Linked DNA regions of Homo sapiens: region 2 is linked to region 1. The links are chromatin contacts, found by Hi-C or POLR2A ChIA-PET in ENCODE. All regions are on one chromosome and are shown on one strand. Each heading gives the region's core, a stretch centred on a gene start or an enhancer-like site at or near the end of the contact. The rest is flanking DNA. Distances are from core to core; before and after follow the strand shown. Region 1 holds the start of ZSWIM1 (zinc finger SWIM-type containing 1). Region 2 overlaps WFDC3 (WAP four-disulfide core domain 3).

Region 1 (4,389 bases), core at 1,118-3,617:
CAGATGGCATTGAGGGAGTGCTGGATGTGGGATTCTACCAGCTGCTCCAGTTTGGGGCTTTCGGGGATGGTGTCTGAGGGAGCATGATTGTTCTGGGCACACAGGCCCTGGTTGAAGTTTGCCTTGTCTGCAGAGTTCTGCTGCATGTAACGGAACAGAGAAGCCATACCTTGTTTCTCAGATGGGGTGGTACCAAAGAACTGGCTGAGGATGTGGGTGGTGACCTCGAGGCTCTGGAAGTAGTGGCTGCTCTCAGCTCGGCTTCTCCAGCGGTGAGCCAGCCAGATGCGGTCGTTGAGCAGCCAGTGTGAGTGAAGCTCGGGCAGCTTGGCTGGAGGGATGCAGTTGCTCAGGAGTGTATACAACTTTCTCAGGTTGCCTGCTGTGGCTGAGCACATTGTGCTCTGCAGGGAGGTCAGGAGCAGCCTTTCCACGGGCCGTTCAAGGGACAGCTGATAGAACTTGGCCTGGAGGAACTTACAAATGTGGAAGGCTGAGAGAAGGACCTCAGCTGTGGGGAACTCCATAGCTAGGATAGGCAGTGGAAGGAAATGAGGATCCACCAGGATGGTACAGACTCTCTCCCATGCTGGATTAAACTTCTTGAATACTTGGAACATCTGGGCCAGGCCTTCAGTGTCCTCCTTGGCAGGGATGGCAAAGTAGACTGCTCGGGCAAGATGACCCTCCAGCTGCACCCGAGGTCCATCCACCAGGAAGGTATATAAGACCTTACCCCTTGGGTTATAGGTCCGGTGGATAAATAAGATCTCAGGGAAATGGTCAAAGACACTTTGCATAAAGCAGCTCTGGTAGTTGAAGGTATCTAACTGGGCAGTCTTGTTAACCTGGTGCAGCAGCATAGGTGGGCTTGAGTCCTTAATCAGGAGCCCATTCAGCATTGTCAGGGCCATGGGAGAGATGGGAGCTGTCCAAATGCCAAGGTCAAAATACTTTCTTTGCAGGGCAGCTGACCACGGGGCTTTGAGTCTCTCAAGCATCAAGTAAGTTGAGGCTGGAGGCTAGACAATCATTCCCAGATCTTTTTTCCAAAGATGGGCCTATGGAGAGTAACAGAGGTTTAAGGAGACAGCAGGGACCTGGCTCTTCAATTATTCATCCACACAATATTTGTTGAACACTTACTATATGTCAGCACTGTTCTAGGGGAAGATACACAATAAACATGTAAACAAATAAGCAAATATATATCCAATAATGAAGCTTACAAAGACCATAAACCTGAGTAACATGTCAGAGAGTAAGCTGGGGAAGGGAGGGATACTTTAGTTAAAGTGGTAATGGAAGGCCTCTCAGGGGAGAAGGATGACATTGGAGCTGAAATCTAAATGATAAGAAGTTAGCTATGGAAAGATATGGTTCCAGGGGATTTAAATAGGTATGGCCAGAGCTGCATATGGCCTTTTAAAAAAATAGCATTCTAGCCAGGTGCAGTGGCTCACACCTGTAATCCCAGTACTTTGGGAGGCCAAGGTGGGCAGATAACTTGAGGTTGGGAGTTCGAGACCAGCCTGGCCAACATGGTGAAAACCCGTCTCTACTAAAAATACAAAAAGAATTAGCCGGGTATGGTGGCCCATGCCTGTAGTCTCAGCTACTCGGGAGGCTGAGGCAGGAGACCTGCTTGAACCCAGGAGGCTGAGGTTGCAGTGAGCCGAGATTGCGCCACTGCACTCCAGCTCTGGGTGACAGAGTGAAACTCTGTCTCAAAAAATAAAATAAAATAAAAATACGATTTTATATTTATAAATGACTGATTGGCATCCATTCTTTCCTTTGGTCCTGGTATGTATAAGAGAACTGCAATTGCTCCAAACTTGCTGTGTTATCTTGGGCAAGTCAATGACCCTCTCTGAGCCTCAATCCCTTCCACCATAAAATATGGCTAACAAATGTGCATAGCTTCTCCTGCCTCTACTATATCCCTCTTTTAGCAGCAATACTCTATTCCATTGTTTCCTCTATTTGGCCCCAGACCGAGTTACTGTCCTCATTTTACAGATGATAAACTAAGGCTCAAAGAAGCTAAGTGACTTGCCCACCATTACTCTGTAAGTAGCTGAAAGTTGAGTCTTTGGTTCGGGATCCTGACTGCTGTCCACAGTACCTGGGGTCCAAAAACCAACAGAGGGAATACGGCCTTTGACCTCTCACCTCTAACCTGGGTGGGAGATGTGGATGTCTGACATTCCCAGAGTCCAGCTGGAGCCGGATGAGAAGAAAACCTCCCTCCCATCCCTTTGGGAGCTGTGTGACGGCTAACTGCGGTGATCCGCTGTCTCACACTTTCACCCCTTCAGGAAGCACTCACCCACAGCCAGGCTCCGTCGCCATTTCTCCCTATTTGACCCTGCCTCCGACTCTGACTGACATCCAAACTCACCAACCACAGCGTCAGCATCGCAGTGACTCGGACCAATGTCTGAGGAATTCGCTTTCAGGCTTTAGCACCACGGACCAATCGTAGCGTGACGATTCGCGGGCGGGCCGTGTTGCCAGGGTTACAAGGAGCTGGCTGGAGGTAAAGATACTTGCATCTGGGAGAGCTGAGCCTTGAAGCTGGAGCTCCGGGGCTTCCCTTCAGGCTAGGCGACTGGAAGGACACGTTACTATGGAAACTCCCTCAAAAGCAGAAAATGAAAAGGAAAATAAATAGCAGTTATATATATATTTTTTCTTTTTCTTTTTTTGAGATGGAGTCTCGCACTGTCGCCTGGGATGGAGTGCAGTGGCAAGATCTCGACTCACAGCAACCTCCGCCTCCCAGGTTCAAGCGATGATTCTCCTGCCTCAGCCTCCTGAGTAGCTGGGATTACAGGCACCCGCCACCACGCCCAGTTAATTTTTTGTATTTTTAGTAGAGACGGGGTTTCACCCTGTTGGCCAGGCTGGTCTCGAACTCCTGGCCTCGTGATTCGCCCACCTCAGCCTCCCAAAGTGCTGGGATTACAGGCGTGAGCCACCGCGGGTTTTGTTTTGTTGTGTGTGTGTGTGTGAAACTCTAAAGCCCCTGGAATTTAGGAAACAGTGCATATATAGTCATAACGCATATTCTACCTTATGGGGAAACTGAGTTCCAGGTCTCAAATTCTACTCCTCCTTCGGGGATCAGGAGCCCAACTTTTAGAGCTGAGGAAATCCAGATCCCCTTAAACAAGCCAAAACTTGGCATTCTCTAGCCCAACCCCCTCCAGTATTCTACAGAATGATGCCATGACTTATTTAGGGTCCTACTACAGTAGTGCAAGGGCCTACTAACTGGTCTCTTGTCCTCAGTTCCCTTGAAGATGGCAGACTTAGAAAACTGGGTGTTTACCAGGCCTTGGAGGATTAAGATTACCAACTAGCAACATCAAATCAGTGTTGGTACTTACGCATCGAAAATGTTATTGGGCTGGGTGCAGTAGGTCATCCCTTTAATCCCAGCACTTTGAGAGGCTGAGGCAGGTGGATTGCCTGAGATCGGGAGTTCAAGACCAGCCCGACCAACATGGTGAAACCCCATCTCTAAATACAAAAAATTAGGCAGGCGTGGTGGCACATGCTTATAATCCCAGCTACTCAAGAGGCTGAGGCAGAATCGCTTGAACCCAGTAGGCAGAGGTTGCAGTGAGCCGAGATTCTGCCATTGCACTCTAGCCTGGGCAACAAGCAACAAGAGCGAAACTCCATCTCAAAACAAAAAACAAAAAGGTGCTTATGTAAACCTAGAGGGGAAATCTGGGATTAGAACAGGCCAACATGCTAATTTTTACAGAGGAAACTGAGGTCAAAGAAATTGCCCACAGTTCCCCAGCAAGTTGCTGGCAGTCAAGTCTAAGATTCAGGTTTTTCCCCCACACCCTCCAGTCTATTTGGCCTCTTCCCGCTAGAATATAAGGAAACCTGAAATCAACCTTGAAGGCTTAGTTGTAGGAAGGAGGCAAATTAAGACGCAGATTGCCAAATCCTTGAATGTGAGGCATCAGGTTCTATTTGGCTCCACAACCCCATTAGGTTGCTAATACTTAATTTTCTTTTCTTTTTTTTTTGTTGTTGTTTTTTGCTTGAGATAGAGTCTCACTCTGTCACCCAGGCTGGAGTGCGGTGGCACGATCTAGGCTCACTGCAACCTCCGCCTCCTGGGTTCAAGCGATTCTCCTGCCTCAGCCTCCCAAGAAGCTGGGATTACAGGTGCGCCACCACGCCTGGCTAATGTTTGTATTTTTAGTAGAACAGGGTTTCGCCATGTTGGCCAGGCTGGTCTCGAACTCCTGACCTCAGATGATCCATCCACCCGCCTCGACATCCCAAAGTGCTGGGATTATGAGTGTGAGCCACTGCGCCTGGCCTCAATTTTCTTTAAAATTAATAAATCCACCTAGAGCA
Region 2 (4,389 bases), core at 1-2,500, 100 kb after region 1:
ACTCAGTTCTGCTACCATTGACCTCAGGCCAATCCCTCTCTCTAGTTGTCTGTCTCTCTATTTACAAGAGAAGGGGAGTAAGTTTGTTAGCTCAGAGGGCCCTTCTTGGGTTAAGAAGTGCTGAAATTTTACTTTTCCAACAACAACTGGCATCTTTCTCTCAGACATAGTGGCAGGTTGGAGCTGAGGCAGCAGGACAGACTGTGAGTGAGTATTTCCTGGGCTTCAGCTTCACTCCTTTTTTGGTGATAGCTTAGAGTCTTGGGATGGGTGCTGATAGAGGGTGGGGAACCGTCATCCCCATTCTGGCTACTGTTCCTATTTCTCTTCCTGATTCCTGGTAAGCTAATTGTGAGGTGATTAGGGAGCATGTCTTATGAGGAACTGACCTTACCTAGCATGGCAAAGCCAGGATCGTGAAAGACAGAGGATCCTGCCTGAAAGAATGGCATCCGCCAGGTTTTTGTAAGGTCTCTGGGGATAGGAAAAGGCCCAGCCAGATTTCAGGTCAGTATAAAGAGGTACAAAGGGCCAGGCATGGTAACTCATGCCTGTGACGTCAGCACTTTGGGAGGCTGAGGCGGGAGGATTGCTTGAGGCCAGAAGGTCAAAACAAGCCTAGTCAACATAGTGAGACCCTGTCTCTATAAAAAATAAAAATAATTAGCTGGGCCTGGTAGTGTGTGCCTATAGTTCAGCTACTCAGGAGGCTGAGGTTGGAGGATTGCTTGAGCCCAGGAGTTCAAGAGTTTGAGGCTGCAGTAAGCCACCATTGCGGCACTGCACCCCAGCCTGGGTGACAAAGCGAGACCCTGTCTCAAAAAAAAAAAAAAAAAAAAAAAGGTATAAAGGCTGTCTAGCTTAAGTAGGATAGCATAATCTGGCTTGGAGGTAGTGAGGCCCCATTAATTCCAGGTGTTAGAGCTGAGAGAAAGGGATCACGTGGCAGGGATTCATATAAGGCAGGGTGTCAGACTGGGTGGCATTGCTGGGCACTGGTCAAAAGCGAGGTGCTGTGACCCTCTGGGCCTCCAGGAAGCCTGGCCTGGAAAAGGGTAGAGGTAAGTGCTCCATGCCTGGTCTTGAGGACGAGGGCAGAGAGTAGCAGAGAGCTCCTGGCATTGGTCATCTCAAGGTCAAGCTCAGCAAAATGGTGAAATCTGGGACGTATGGCACTCCCAGTTTCTAGGGCACATGGCATAATTTTATGAGATGTTTATGTCACCGGGTTTTTCCACCAGGGAGATTTTTACTCCCAGCCTTCTCAGCTGTGAGATAGAAGGCTTTTGTTCCTTGTTAAATGGATTTCAGTGTTTGTCAAGCAGGTGGGGAGGTGCAGGGAGATGCATTTGGTGGTTACAGTGACCACATTTTCTGAGTCAAAAATCAGGACACATAGTTTTGATGTGATCTCACAGTAGCACAGGATATTTGAAATAGGGGCTGTTCAGGAAAATCTCAGGATACAGGGTTACTACGCCTGGGTTGTTTAGCTGCATGTATTCTCCTTGGATTCCAATACTTGCTTTTTCCATCATGGCAGACTTCCCAGAGCCAGCTGTATGCAATCATACTTACCTGTTCCTACTCAGAGGCACTGGGCCAGTCTTGCTTTGGTTTTCTGCGAAATCTTTAATTGCCTGTCACCTTTCTCTTTACTTAAGAAGCTTGAAATAAACACTAAGATGAATGAGTCATGGTGAATTGGTTTGGTTTGGATGTGGCCTTCTTTGGGTGTGCCTGCGCCTGGGGCCCTGGCCAGTTGCCTGCATGTTTTAAGGATAGTGTAGTAGAAAAAGTACTTTACCGCAAATCAAGAGGCTGAGTGTTGTCCTGCCTTGCTGCTGACTCACTCTGTAGTTCTGGGCAAGATTCTTCTCTGAGTTTATTTTCATAGGAAATGTGTTTGGCTGCACACAACAGAAAATTAATCATATAGGGGTTTGTTTTTCTCATATAACAAGAATTCCTGAGGCTGGGATGGTGGCTCCATGATGCTAACAAGGATGAAACTATTTCCCTCTTTCTCCTTTGCAATTCTTTTTTTTTTTTTACATTTACATTTTATTATTTATTTATTTTAAAAGACGATGGTTAGATGCCACAAAGTAGGTGGCAATGCTTGAACCATATGCATGTTGTCAGGCCCAAAGGCCTCTTCCATCCTTGTCGAGGGGAGTGCTAACCTTCTCTCCTTTCATACAACACCTCTTTGCAATTCTTGACCATTTCGTTATGCTGAGTTGCCTCCTCATTGAAAGAAGGCTACTCTGCCTCTCTGTGTAATGTCTATCTTTGGACTGGAAGAAGAAAGAAGTGAGGGAGCAGTTTGAAAGGGGTATTCCCTGTGTCAGGAATACAAAAGTTTCCCAGTTTATGTCCTAGTTTGTGGTCACCCCTTGTTGCAAGAGAGTATGGGGAAACAAATCATTTTAGCTGGACCTGTTGCCTCTCAGAATAAACTTGGTATCCAGTATCTATTGCTGCATAAGAAACCATCTCCAAACTTCATGACTTAAAGCAATATAGTTACTCTTTCTCACAGTTGTGTAGGTTGCCTGAGCTTGGCTGGGCAGTTCATATACCCACATGATGTAGCTGTGGTCATTCATTTAGCTGCATTCATCTGGGAGCTTAGCAGGGAGCTCAACTGGAGCCACAACGTCCAGGATGACCTCTCTTCTAGGTTCTGTCTCCATGGGGCATCTCATCATCCCATAGCGTAGTTCAAGCTGCTTTATAGCATGGCGGCTGGTTTCCAAGAGGAAGTATTCTGAGTGGACAAGCCCCAGTATGCTAGTGCTTATCAAGGCTCTGCTTACATTACATTTGCTAATGTCCCATTGGTCAAAGCAAGTCAGATGGTCAAACCCAGAGTAGGTATGGAAGGGGACTACAAAAGGGCCTGAATCCCAGGAGGTAAAGTTCACTGGAGGCCACCATTGTAAATGTCTGCCACAGGGAGAATTCAGGGAGAATGTTGGCCACAGTGGGTTAGACCTGAACAGTGTTTTTCAAACTGTGAGTCCTGAAAGCAATTTAGTAATTAGGAAAAATAAGAACTAGAATATAAAATATCAGGGTGGGCTGGGTGGGGGGGCTCACGCCTGTAATCCTGGCACTTTGGGAGGCTCAGGCGGGAGGATCACTTGAGCCAGGAGTTTGATATCAGCCTAGGGAACATAGTGAGACTCTGTCTCTACAAAATAAATAAATAAAATTACCCAGGCCTGGTGGCTTGTGCCTCTAGTCCCAGGTACTCAGGAGGCTGTGGTGGGAGGATCCCTTGAGCACAGGAGTTTCAGGCTGCAATGAGCTATGATTGTGCCACTGTACTTTAGCCTGGGTGATACAGTGAGACCCTGTCTCTACAAAATAAATAAATAAATAAGCCAGGCATGATGGCATGTGCCTGTAGTTCTAGCCACTCAGGAGGCTGAGGTGGGAGGATCCCTTGAATGCAGGAGTTTGAGGCTGCAGTGAGCTATGATTATGCCACTGCACTTTGGCCTGGGCAACACAGTGAGACCCTGTCTTAAAAAAAATCAGATGTATTGCAGATACATGATACACATAAATATTTACATTATATATGTATATAAATATATAACTATATATAAACATACACATGGGACACAATGAAAAATGTGTTTCATATTGTGAGCGTCTCTGGGCTCCAATGCTTTGATTATGTAGCAGAGTTTGGTGGTGAATGTCCCGCTGACCCCCTTCCGTGTGAGGAGCTGTGTGATGGGGATGCATCCTGTCCCCAGGGGCATAAATGCTGCAGCACCGGCTGTGGCCGCACCTGCCTCGGAGACATTGAGGGAGGTATGTTGGCTCTTTTGGGAAGAAATCCTTGAGTGTTTCCTGAGAAGAGTGCTTCTCTTTCCCTTCCTGGGAGGAGCTAGGATTCTCATCCTTCCTGTCCCTCTGGTCCCCCAACCCAAAGCAACCCATTCTTCTAGGGCCGAGGGGCCCTGTCGACATTAAAAGAACTGGGGGAAGGCACTGTGGGGCAGTAGGAACTACTTGGGCTGGAAGACAGACAGTGTGGCTTTTGGTCTTGATTCTGCTGAGGTTTTGCTTTGTGACCTTAGGTAAGCAAACCCGTCTTTTTGAGCCCAAATTTCTTTATCTGTAAAATGAAGGAGTTGCCCAAGATCCTGATTTTCAGATCTAATTTTTAACAAAAAGCTTCTCCCCTGCCCCAAATGAAATCTTAGTTGGAAACACACACACACATATATATATATATATATATATATATTTTTTTTTTTTTTCTTTTTTTTCTTTTTTTTTTTTTTTGAGACAGAGTCTTGGTCTGTACCCCAGGCTAGAGTGTAGTGGCGTGATCTTGGCTCACTGAAACCTCTGCCTCTGGGGTTT

The links. Hi-C counts contacts between places; a loop is a spot of excess contacts on that map. ChIA-PET counts read pairs that join two places held with the same protein, here RNA polymerase II (POLR2A). Pooled maps may share reads with other maps.
Region 2: a pooled map shows a loop between it and region 1 (5-fold over the local background). The contact joins the enhancer-like site here to the promoter of ZSWIM1 in region 1. A Hi-C loop is called at or near these places in 2 of 50 pooled maps. POLR2A ChIA-PET finds 5 or more read pairs at or near these places in 5 of 52 experiments (Caco-2, H1, MCF 10A and 2 more).

The regions. Positions count from the first base shown.
Region 1 is chr20:45,879,205-45,883,593 of GRCh38, reverse strand. ZSWIM1 (zinc finger SWIM-type containing 1) reads right to left here and starts at 2,367. Exons shown (of 2, transcript NM_080603.5): 1 at 2,333-2,367; 2 at 1-1,061. The coding sequence starts at 1,001. RefSeq lists enhancers at 2,278-2,357, 2,608-2,657.
Region 2 is chr20:45,776,517-45,780,905 of GRCh38, reverse strand. WFDC3 (WAP four-disulfide core domain 3) reads left to right here. Exons shown (of 7, transcript NM_080614.2): 5 at 3,697-3,831. It also overlaps the pseudogene RNU6ATAC38P. Among named protein-coding and RNA genes, the nearest start is that of WFDC3, 13 kb to the left of the region's middle. RefSeq lists enhancers at 466-966, 2,662-2,956. Within about 2 kb of position 1,250, at least 23 of the 41 ENCODE cell types and tissues checked have a DNase peak (open chromatin) inside an H3K27ac peak, as active enhancers do; they include PC-9, where a contact is called at or near this core.